Linked DNA regions of Homo sapiens: all the other regions are linked to region 3. Evidence: chromatin contacts called from ENCODE Hi-C or POLR2A ChIA-PET data. All regions are on one chromosome and are shown on one strand. The core of a region is the stretch at or near the end of the contact, and the rest is flanking DNA. Distances in the headings are between cores, read along the strand shown.

Region 1 (3,196 bases), core at 61-2,560, 110 kb after region 3:
AGGATGGAAGAAACGCCTGGAGAATATTTGGGATGAGACACCACTGTATTTTGCTCCAAGCAGCCTCTTTGACCTAAACTTCCAGGCAGGATTCTTAATGAAAAAAGAGGTACAGGATGAGGAGAAAAACAAGAAATTTGGCCTTTCTGTGGGCCATCACTTGGGCAAGTCCATCCCAACTGACAACCAGATCAAAGCTAGAAAATGAGATTCCTTAGCCTGGATTTCCTTCTAACATGTTATCAAATCTGGGTATCTTTCCAGGCTTCCCTGACTTGCTTTAGTTTTTAAGATTTGTGTTTTTCTTTTTCCACAAGGAATAAATGAGAGGGAATCGACTGTATTCGTGCATTTTTGGATCATTTTTAACTGATTCTTATGATTACTATCATGGCATATAACCAAAATCCGACTGGGCTCAAGAGGCCACTTAGGGAAAGATGTAGAAAGATGCTAGAAAAATGTTCTTTAAAGGCATCTACACAATTTAATTCCTCTTTTTAGGGCTAAAGTTTTAGGGTACAGTTTGGCTAGGTATCATTCAACTCTCCAATGTTCTATTAATCACCTCTCTGTAGTTTATGGCAGAAGGGAATTGCTCAGAGAAGGAAAAGACTGAATCTACCTGCCCTAAGGGACTTAACTTGTTTGGTAGTTAGCCATCTAATGCTTGTTTATGATATTTCTTGCTTTCAATTACAAAGCAGTTACTAATATGCCTAGCACAAGTACCACTCTTGGTCAGCTTTTGTTGTTTATATACAGTACACAGATACCTTGAAAGGAAGAGCTAATAAATCTCTTCTTTGCTGCAGTCATCTACTTTTTTTTTAATTAAAAAAAATTTTTTTTTGAAGCAGTCTTGCTCTGTTACCCAGGCTGGAGTGCAGTGGTGTGATCTCGGCTCACTGCAACCTCTGCCTCCCAGGTTCCAGCAATTCTCCTGCCTCAGCCTCCCTAGTAGCTGGGATGACAGGCGCCTGCCATCATGCCTGACTAATTTTTGTATTTTTAGTAGAGACGGCGTTTCACCATGTTGGCCAGGCTGGTCTCAAACTCCTGACCTCAGGTGATCCGCCTACCTCAGCCTCCCAAAGTGCTGGGATTACAGGCGTGATCCACCACACCTGGCCCTTGCAATCTTCTACTTTAAGGTTTGCAGAGATAAACCAATAAATCCACACCGTACATCTGCAATATGAATTCAAGAAAGGAAATAGTACCTTCAATACTTAAAAATAGTCTTCCACAAAAAATACTTTATTTCTGATCTATACAAATTTTCAGAAGGTTATTTTCTTTATCATTGCTAAACTGATGACTTACTATGGGATGGGGTCCAGTCCCATGACCTTGGGGTACAATTGTAAACCTAGAGTTTTATCAACTTTGGTGAACAGTTTTGGCATAATAGTCAATTTCTACTTCTGGAAGTCATCTCATTCCACTGTTGGTATTATATAATTCAAGGAGAATATGATAAAACACTGCCCTCTTGTGGTGCATTGAAAGAAGAGATGAGAAATGATGAAAAGGTTGCCTGAAAAATGGGAGACAGCCTCTTACTTGCCAAGAAAATGAAGGGATTGGACCGAGCTGGAAAACCTCCTTTACCAGATGCTGACTGGCACTGGTGGTTTTTGCTCTCGACAGTATCCACAATAGCTGACGGCTGGGTGTTTCAGTTTGAAAATATTTTGTTGCCTTCATCTTCACTGCAATTTTGTGTAAATTTCTCAAAGATCTGAATTAAATAAATAAAATTCATTTCTACAGACCCACACTCATTGGTATCAGTGAAGCTAATGATAGTGGAATCTAGTGGGAGGCAGATCAGAGGATTCAATCACAAACTGCAGCTGGAAGCCCCTTGGTGACTGGCTTGACAACTCACCCAGCAGGGCTGCTTCCTACTAAATGGTAATAGAACAACCTATTCAGTCCTCTCAGGGAATTCAAAGGAAAGAGAGTGGTATAGAAATCAAGAAAAACAGGCTGCGTGCAATGGCTCACGCCTGTAGTAATCCCAGCATTTTGGGAGGCAAAGGCGGGTGGATCACCTGAGGTCAGGAAACCCAGTCTCTACTAAAAACTTAAAAAATTAGCTGGGCGTGGTGGTGCGGGCCTGTAATCCCAGCTACTCAGGAGGCTGAGGCAGGAGAATTGCTTGAACCCGGGAGGCGGAGGTTTCAGTGAGCCAAGATCGTGCCACTGCACTCCAGCCTGGGTGATAAGAGCGAGACTCTGTCTCCAAAAAAATAAGAGACATCTATTAAGACTGCCAGGTGAGGCTGACAAGTAGGCAGTTGGATAGGAGAAACCTGGAGTTAAGGCAGAAGTTATGGCTGGAGATGCACATTTGGGAATCTTCAACATATAGATGGTGTTTAAAGCAATGAGATTGGCTGGGATCAATCTCTTTGAGTTTTGAGAGAAGAGATTTGATGATTTACCTCTGGGGCTCGACAATGTTAGGAGATGAAGATGAGAGTGAAAAGCAGTGGTCAGATCCTTTTGTAGTTCCTAAGTGTGTTGATTGGGTGTTCACGTGCATGTGTGAGATGTGGCACCCTTGAATCTTGTTATGACATCAGTACATTTCCCGTCTGACATGAAAAAAAAAAACAAAACTGGTGTTCAGAGATGCAGGAGAGCTGAGTGTGGTGTCCCGAAAGCCAAGCGAAGAAAGTGTTTGAAGATGGCCGGGCGCAGTGGCTAACACCTGTAATCCCAGCATTTTGGGAGGCTGAAGAGGGTGGATCACCTGAGGTCAGGAGCTCGAGATCAGCCTGGCTAACATGGTGAAACCCTGTTTCTACTAAAAATACAAAAAATTAGCTGGGCATGGTGGTGCGTGCTTGTAATCCCAGCTACTAGAGAGGTTGAAGCAGGAGAATTGCTTGAACCCAAGAGGTGGAGGTTGCAGTGAGCTGAGATCACACCATTGCACTACAGCTTGGGCAACAAGAGTGAAACTCTGTCTTGAAGGAAAAAAAAAGTGTTTGAAGGAGGGAATGATCAGGTGTGTCAAATACTGCTGACAAGCCAAGCAAGACGAGGCCTGGGAAGTGACCACTGGACTTGGTCATGTGGAACCCATTTGTTGGTGACATTGACAAGCACCATTTCAGTAGAGTGGCGTGATGAAAGCCTGATTTGAATGGGTTTGAGAATGGAAGGAGAGGAATAGAAATAG
Region 2 (3,212 bases), core at 359-2,858, 97 kb after region 3:
TGCCTCAGATCCTGAGTAGCTGGGACACAGGCGCCTGCCACCACGCCTGGCTGCTGGCCACATTTCCAGTGCTCAATAGCTACTTGAAGCTTGTGGCTACCTTACTTGGGCAGCACAGATAGGGAAAGTTCTATTGGACAGGGCTGCCTACCTAGCCCTTTTTTAAAACGTCCTTTTATACTATTTTGTCAGATGGGGTCTCACTTTGTTGCTCAGGCTTTTCTCAAACTCTTGGGCTCAAGTGATCCTCCTGCCTCAGCCTCCCAAAGTAATTTGTAAATACGTGTAAATAATATAGTCCTCTCTTGTTGCATCAAAATGAATGCAAAAATGTCACGATGGGGCCGGGCGCGGTGGCTCATGCCTGTAATCCCAGCACTTCGGGAGGCCGAGGCGGTAGGATCACCTGAGGTCGGGAGTTGGAAACCAGTTTTCTGGTGCCTCCTTAACTTTTGCACTGGAGGGACAACGGAAGGGCCCTGTGTCATCCTCACCTCCCCCATCTGTGATTCTTCTGATGGTTAATTACCACTTTAAAGCTCTAGTTCTTTTTCCTTCACCTACTGAGAGTATATCTCCTTCTTTACAGTAACTTTTACTTTATAGAGTTTTTTTTGAGACGGAGTCTCACTTCGTCACCCAGGCGGGAGTGCAGTGGCACGATCTCGACCCACTGCAACCTCCGCCTTCCGGGTTCAAGCGATTCTCCTGCCTCAGCCTCCCGAGTAGCTGGGACTTACAGGCGCCCGCCATCACGCCCAGCTAATTTTTCAGTACAGACGGGGCTTCACCAGGTTGGCCAGGCTGGTCTCGAACTCCTGACCTCAGGTGATCCACCCACCTCGGCCTCCCATATTGCTGGGATTACAGGCGTGAGCCACCGCGCCTGGTCCCGTTTTGGCTATTCTTTAATATGCTTCCCTATAACTGCTATCTCCACACCAGCCTTGCCTTAGCTCATGGGAAACAAAACCAATTAGTTCCCCCATTACCTGCCTTGAGGAGCAGGGGTGGTGCAGTGGCATGCACCCAGGGAAGTGTGTTGTATGGGCCCCCAAGTGCAGAATCTGAATCTTGCAAAGGAAGAAACAAATTCGTCTCCACGGAGCATGTCTCCCCAGGACTCTCAGCCTTCCAAATCCGCAGTCACAGTGACTCAGCAGAATCTGAGCCTAGGGCACCACAGTAATCCGCATCCGGCTCTTTTTCTGCTCCATTTCGTGCCAAGGCTAAAAGGGCATGCCCACTTGATCCCTGGACTCTCTTGGGACGACTTCCACCCTGCATCCTCTTGCACCTCAGGGCACAGTGCGCAGATGGGCTTGCCTTAGCACCCCCAGCCAGATTTTTGAGGCCTCTGTCACACACACCCCTACAATCCCCTCCCCCAGCCCCGAGAGACTTTTCTTGACTTCCACCAGTTGCTCCGGCGGGTGAGAGTGGAGAGGCCCCTCCTTCATCCCCCAGGCTCCCTCCCTTCCTGGAGCTGCAGCCTCAGCATCCTCCGCCCAGCACCCCAGGATTCAGGCGTTGGGTCCCGCCCTTGTAGGCTGTCCACCTCAAACGGGCCGGACAGGATATATAAGAGAGAATGCACCGTGCACTACACACGCGACTCCCACAAGGTTGCAGCCGGAGCCGCCCAGCTCACCGAGAGCCTAGTTCCGGCCAGGGTCGCCCCGGCAACCACGAGCCCAGCCAATCAGCGCCCCGGACTGCACCAGAGCCATGGTCGGTGAGTGCTGCAAAGGGCGGGGTGCTTGGCGGTCGTCTCTCGAGCACTGGTGCCTGTGGAGGAGGTTGTAGGGGCTTGGCCCTGAATTTTGTTCCTTGACTCAAAACCCACAAAGGGAAGAGATTAGGGACCTGGGATGAGCCTTGATCGGACTCCGGGAGAAGGAGAGCTTCTGTTTGTATCCGGTGTCGCGGATCCTTCCTCACTCCACCCCACGAACTCTAGTGGGCATTTAGGAGAAACTTGACCTTGGAAGCAGAAATTCCCTCCAAAACTGTGGTCAGAAACTGGCCGTCAGAGGCCAAATCAGGCTTACGGTCACAGCCCATACCTCTTTTGGTCTATAGTATCTAAAACACTTTGAAATAAGTTGCTAACATTAAAATGGGTGATTTCACTTAAAAATGTGGATTCCGAGCTTCTGAAGAAAATGAGAATATCTGGCGATTGGTGGACAGGAGTGGAGGAAACTGATGCCTTTGGTTTGACGGAGACCAGAACCGGCTCCAGGCTGCCAGGCACAGGTTTTGTTTTGTTTTGTTTTGTTTTGTTTTGTTTGAGACGGAGTTTTGCTCTTGTCGCCCAGGCTGTAGTGCAATGGCGCTATCTCAGCTCAGCGAAACTTCCGCCTCCCGGGTTCAAGCGATTCTCCCATCTCAGCCTCCCGAGTAGCTGGGATTACAGGAGTGCGCCATCATGCGCGGCTAATTTTTATATTTTTAGTACAGACGGGTTTCGCCAAGTTGGCCAGCGCGGTCTTGAACTCCTGACCTCAGGTGATCCACCCACCTCAGCCTCCCCAAGTGCTGAGATTACTGACGTGAGCCACCGTGCCTGGCCTTGGGAGGCATTTTCCATTGAGGCCCTTGGATTAGGCAAACCTGATCAGATCGTACTGGATCCGTTTCTAGTATTGGGTCCACTTCAGTGATAGAGCCTTCCCACTCGGCCATCGACCCTAGGGGAACTCAGAGGTCACCCCAGCTCCACCCAAGGCATAAATAACCAGCTGAGACAACTGCAGGGATTGAGAGCTGTTTCCCAAATAATCTCACTCTGAGATTGGACAGTACTAAGATTTAGAAAGCTGTTGCCTCATCTGGGGCAGAATCCTGTGTTTTGTAATTTCCTTCCCTGTGGACCTGGTCCTGCCTCTAAAAATGCGCCTGTACACAAAGAAGCCCATCTTGGTCAAAGTGAGTGGAGGAACAGACTGCCCTTGCAGTTGACAAACTGAAATTATCAGGATCTCTGAGAAAGGGACTAAGCTGGGGATTGGTAGCCCAGCATGAGTTACTGGCAGAGACAGCAGGGAATAGATTCTGACAGCTGAGAGGCTTGCCGCATACACGGTGGTTGCTGTTTCCCTTGTATTTCATTCTTCAGCGTCGAGGCACTGGCACCCTCTCCTCCAATACTAGGGCAGGAACTATTTCCTGACTTTTCAATCTTACAGAATGTTCTGTATTTACGTGTA
Region 3 (3,697 bases), core at 629-3,128:
CCAACACTTGGAGAGGCCAAGGTGAGAAAATCCCTTGAGCCCAGTTTGAGACCAGCCTGGGCAACATAGGGAGATCCTGTGTCTACAAAAAATGTAAAAACTTAGACAGGTGTAGTGGCATGCACCTGTGGTCCCATCTACTTGGGAGGCTGAGGTGGGAGGATCACTTGAGCCCAGGAGGTCAAGGCTGCAGTGAGCTGTGATCGCACCACTACACCTCAGCCTGGGCAACAGAACAAAACCCTGTATCCAAAAAAAAAAACCAAAAAAAAAAAACCCACTTCTGCTATATCATATCGTCTTTACAATAAATAATATTAGCTTTCAAAATAAAAAATAATGTGCTCATCAAAAAAATTCAAATACAGAAAGGTAAACTATGACACCTACTCCACAAATGCACACATTCCAAAGCCTTTCCCATGGTATCGCCACTTTAGTTTTTTGGTTTTTGGGGTTTTTTTTTTTTGGAGATGGAATCTCGCTCTGTTGCCCAGGCTGGAGTGCAGTGGCACCATCTCAACTCACTGCAACCTCTGCCTCCTGGGTTCAAGGGATTCTCCTGCCTCAGCCTCCTGAGTAGCTGGGACTACAGGTGCCTGCCACCATGCCCAGCTAATTTTGTATTTTTAGTAGAGACGGGGTTTCACCATGTTGGTCAGGCTGGTCTCGAACTCCTAGCCTCAAGTGATCCGCCCACCTCAGCCTCCCAAAGTGCTGGGATTACAGGTGTGAGCCACTGCACCCAGCCAGTATCGCCCACTTTGAAAAACTTTGTATGAAGTCATTGCAAACACAAGCACAAATATACACATAAAAGCTACAGATGCAAGGCCGAGCACAGTGGCTCATGCCTGTAATCCCAGAGCCTGAGGTGGGTGGATCACCTGAGCTCAGGAGTTCGAGACCAGCCTGGCCAACAAAGTGAAACCCCATCTCTACCAAAAATACAAAAATTAGTCAGGCATGGTTGTGCATGCCTGTAATCCCAGCTCCTTGGGAGGCTGAGGCAGGAGAATCACTTGAACCCGGGAGGTGGAGGCTGCAGTGAGCCAAGATCACACCACTGTACTGCAGTCTGGGTGACAGAGTAAAACTCTGTCTCAAAAAAAAAAAAAAAAAAAAAGCCACAGGTGCAAAGTTGAGGTCATTCTAGGCCCAAAGCTCTGCCCTTTGATTTTTCACTTGTAATCTATGAATCTTTTCAAATATATACAGATGCACTCTATCCACTCAAGAGGGTTTGGGGATTCCTCCCTCCAAGAGAATGAATTCATGCAATACATGTGTTATAAACATTAATTAATTGAGGGAGAGAGGAAAAGGGCAAGAGGAAGGAAAAAAGGAAGGAACAAAGGGAAGGGGGAGGGAGGGGGAGGGGGGAAGGGAGGGAGGGAGGGATATTATTTTCTGAGAAGTGTGTGCCTTACTGTCCTGGATGTAATAAACAGCACTCCCAGGCCAGGCCAGGCACTGAAGTCAGAGTCCCACTCTGTACCTAATAGTGGCACTAACTGCCCACTTATGTGACTGTGACACTCTTACTCTGGTCCAGGATTACCTTCCCTTTTGACGGACCACTCTCCCACAAAGAATAAGCCTCCTACACTAAGAAAAATACTCCAAGAATCCTGGTAGTCTGAAGGAAGAGGGAAAATTAAACACTGCAATGAGATAAATGAGGTCTGATGTTAACATGGCTATTCCGGCAGCCACAGCACCTCCCCTGGGAGAACCTGGGAGGCTGGAATGGACGGTCAGGCGGAAGCCGCCCGAATGACTGGTGCGGAGCAGAGGCCCAAACACCAGATGAAGTGTTTCAGTTTTGTTTTTGGCAAGGGGAAGGAAACAGCTCACATTCAGGCAACAATCTCATTTTCCTGTCACCAGGTCAAGGCCACCATTCCCGGCCTGCAGCAGGTGTTCATTTAGGGCCTGAATGCTACACGGCTGATGAGAAACAGCACAGGCCCTTGGAGAAGATGGCCCAACGCCCCTGTGCCACAGGCTCAAGAGGAATGGAAGAAGTTTCTAGAACTGTACAAATATAACCCTACACTAATGGTAACCTGATTTCGCAGAAAAGTTTCTTCTGAAGACAAGGTGATGTTTTAACAAAAATTTTTGGCTGGGCACGGTGGCTCAAGCCTGTAATCCCAGCACTTTGGGAGGCTGGGGCAGGCAGATCACTTGAGGTCAGGAGTTCGAGGCCAGCAGGGCCAACATGGCAAAACCCCTTTTCTACTAAAAATATAAAAATTAGCTAGGTGTGGTGGTACACACCTGTAATCCCAGCTACTTGGGAGGCTGAGGCAGGAGAATCGCTTGAACCCAGGAGCACAGGCTGCAGTGAACAAGACCGCACCACTGCACTCCAGCCTGGGCAAGAAAGCAAGGCTCCACCTCAAAAAAAAAAAACACAAGAAAAAGAGAAAATTTAAATCAAAAAATTTGTAAATACAAATAAATAAATAAAAGAAGAGAAGTTTCCCAGTCTTTCTCCAGGGACTCAACCTCTAGACCTGCACTGTCCAATATGGGGGCCACAGCTACCTGCAGCCATACTTAGAAGGTGGCTGGTATGGATTAAGATGTGCTGTGTGTCAGAAAGACACACCTGAGGCCAAAAAGTATGTAAAATATCTCATTAGTACTTTTCTTTATACTGATTACATGTTAAAATAGCATTTCAGATATGTGGAAATAAGCTACATTATTAAAATTAATTTCACCTGTGTTTTTGTTTTTACTTTTTTCTTTTTTGAGACACAGTCTCGCTCTGTTGCGCAGGCTGGAGTGCAGTGGCGCGATCTTGGCTCACTGCAATCTCTGCCTCCTGGGTTCAAGTGATTCTCCTGCCTTAGCCTCCCAAGTAGCTGAGATTACGTGCCACCATGCCTGGCTAATTTTTGTACTTTTAGTAAAGATGGAGCTTTGTCATGTTGGCCAGGCTGGTCTTGAATTCCTGGCCTCAAATGATCCACTGGCCTCAGCCTCCCAAAGTGCTGGGATTGCAGGCGTGAGCCACGGTGCCTGGCCTATGTTTTGACTTATTTTTAATATGGCTAGTAGCAAATTCTAAATTATACACACACCTCAAATTCTGTTTCTATTGGACAGCACTGATCTAGCACCTGCCTCCTCCCTGCCGTTGGCCTCCTGTGTGACTTGACAGCAACCAGCTTGTTCCTGCCTCAAAGCTTCCCACATGCTGTTCCCTCCACCTAAAATGATTTTCTCTTGTTCCTCTAGACGATTCCTTTTTCTCTTTCTGGTGTCCAGGTGTCACTTCCTCCAGGAAGCCTTCCTTGATAAACACACATGCATGAACACACACACACAAACACACACACACACACACCCCACCCAGGCCAGGCAAAGTCTCCCATGATGCATTCCCAGATCATCCTGTACTTTGCTCCATCGCATCTGTCACAACTGGAATAGTTTGCACCATTTGTTCGACTTTCTGTTTTCCTCTCTAGAGTCTAAATTCCAGGAGGACAGGGATGCTGTCTGCTGTTCACCACTTCAGCGCCAGCCTCTAGCTCGGAATTCAAAGGTGCTTACTGCACGAAAGCTGATAAATCAGCGTCAGGCCCTGCCCCTGCTACAAGCAAGGCTCATGATCCTAAGAAAATGCCCTACAGAGAAGAAAGAAACTCTCACACAAAACCCTGACCCAACACGAAGAAAC

What was found. Hi-C counts contacts between places; a loop is a spot of excess contacts on that map. ChIA-PET counts read pairs that join two places held with the same protein, here RNA polymerase II (POLR2A). Pooled maps may share reads with other maps.
Region 1: a pooled map shows a loop between it and region 3 (2.7-fold over the local background). The contact joins the promoter of NQO1-AS1 here to the enhancer-like site in region 3. A Hi-C loop is called at or near these places in 2 of 50 pooled maps. POLR2A ChIA-PET finds 5 or more read pairs at or near these places in 2 of 52 experiments (HEK293T and activated naive CD4-positive, alpha-beta T cell).
Region 2: a loop to region 3 is called in a map with no recorded cell type, with 4 times the contacts of the local background. The contact joins the promoter of NQO1 here to the enhancer-like site in region 3. A Hi-C loop is called at or near these places in 1 of 37 single-sample maps with no recorded cell type and 3 of 50 pooled maps. POLR2A ChIA-PET finds 5 or more read pairs at or near these places in 5 of 52 experiments (A673, GM10248, GM12878 and 2 more).

What each region holds. Positions count from the first base shown.
Region 1 is chr16:69,707,988-69,711,183 of GRCh38, reverse strand. NQO1-AS1 (NQO1 antisense RNA 1) reads right to left here and starts at 1,310. Exons shown (of 2, transcript NR_198990.1): 1 at 1,083-1,310; 2 at 601-947. It overlaps NQO1 (NAD(P)H quinone dehydrogenase 1), which reads left to right. Exons shown (of 6, transcript NM_000903.3): 6 at 1-1,783. The coding sequence ends at 208. SNORD13H (small nucleolar RNA, C/D box 13H) reads left to right here and starts at 2,509; the gene lies at 2,509-2,612.
Region 2 is chr16:69,724,956-69,728,167 of GRCh38, reverse strand. It overlaps NQO1 (NAD(P)H quinone dehydrogenase 1), which reads left to right and starts at 1,608. Exons shown (of 6, transcript NM_000903.3): 1 at 1,608-1,735. The coding sequence starts at 1,729. It overlaps NQO1-DT (NQO1 divergent transcript), which reads right to left and starts at 1,441. Exons shown (of 2, transcript NR_186363.1): 1 at 993-1,441. RefSeq lists enhancers at 139-1,132, 1,341-1,600, 847-2,046, 1,133-2,125.
Region 3 is chr16:69,822,197-69,825,893 of GRCh38, reverse strand. The region is part of intron 4 of WWP2 (WW domain containing E3 ubiquitin protein ligase 2); the gene reads right to left. Among named protein-coding and RNA genes, the nearest start is that of WWP2, 62 kb to the right of the region's middle. RefSeq lists enhancers at 1,524-1,593, 1,604-1,703. Within about 2 kb of position 1,878, at least 20 of the 41 ENCODE cell types and tissues checked have a DNase peak (open chromatin) inside an H3K27ac peak, as active enhancers do; they include GM12878, where a contact is called at or near this core.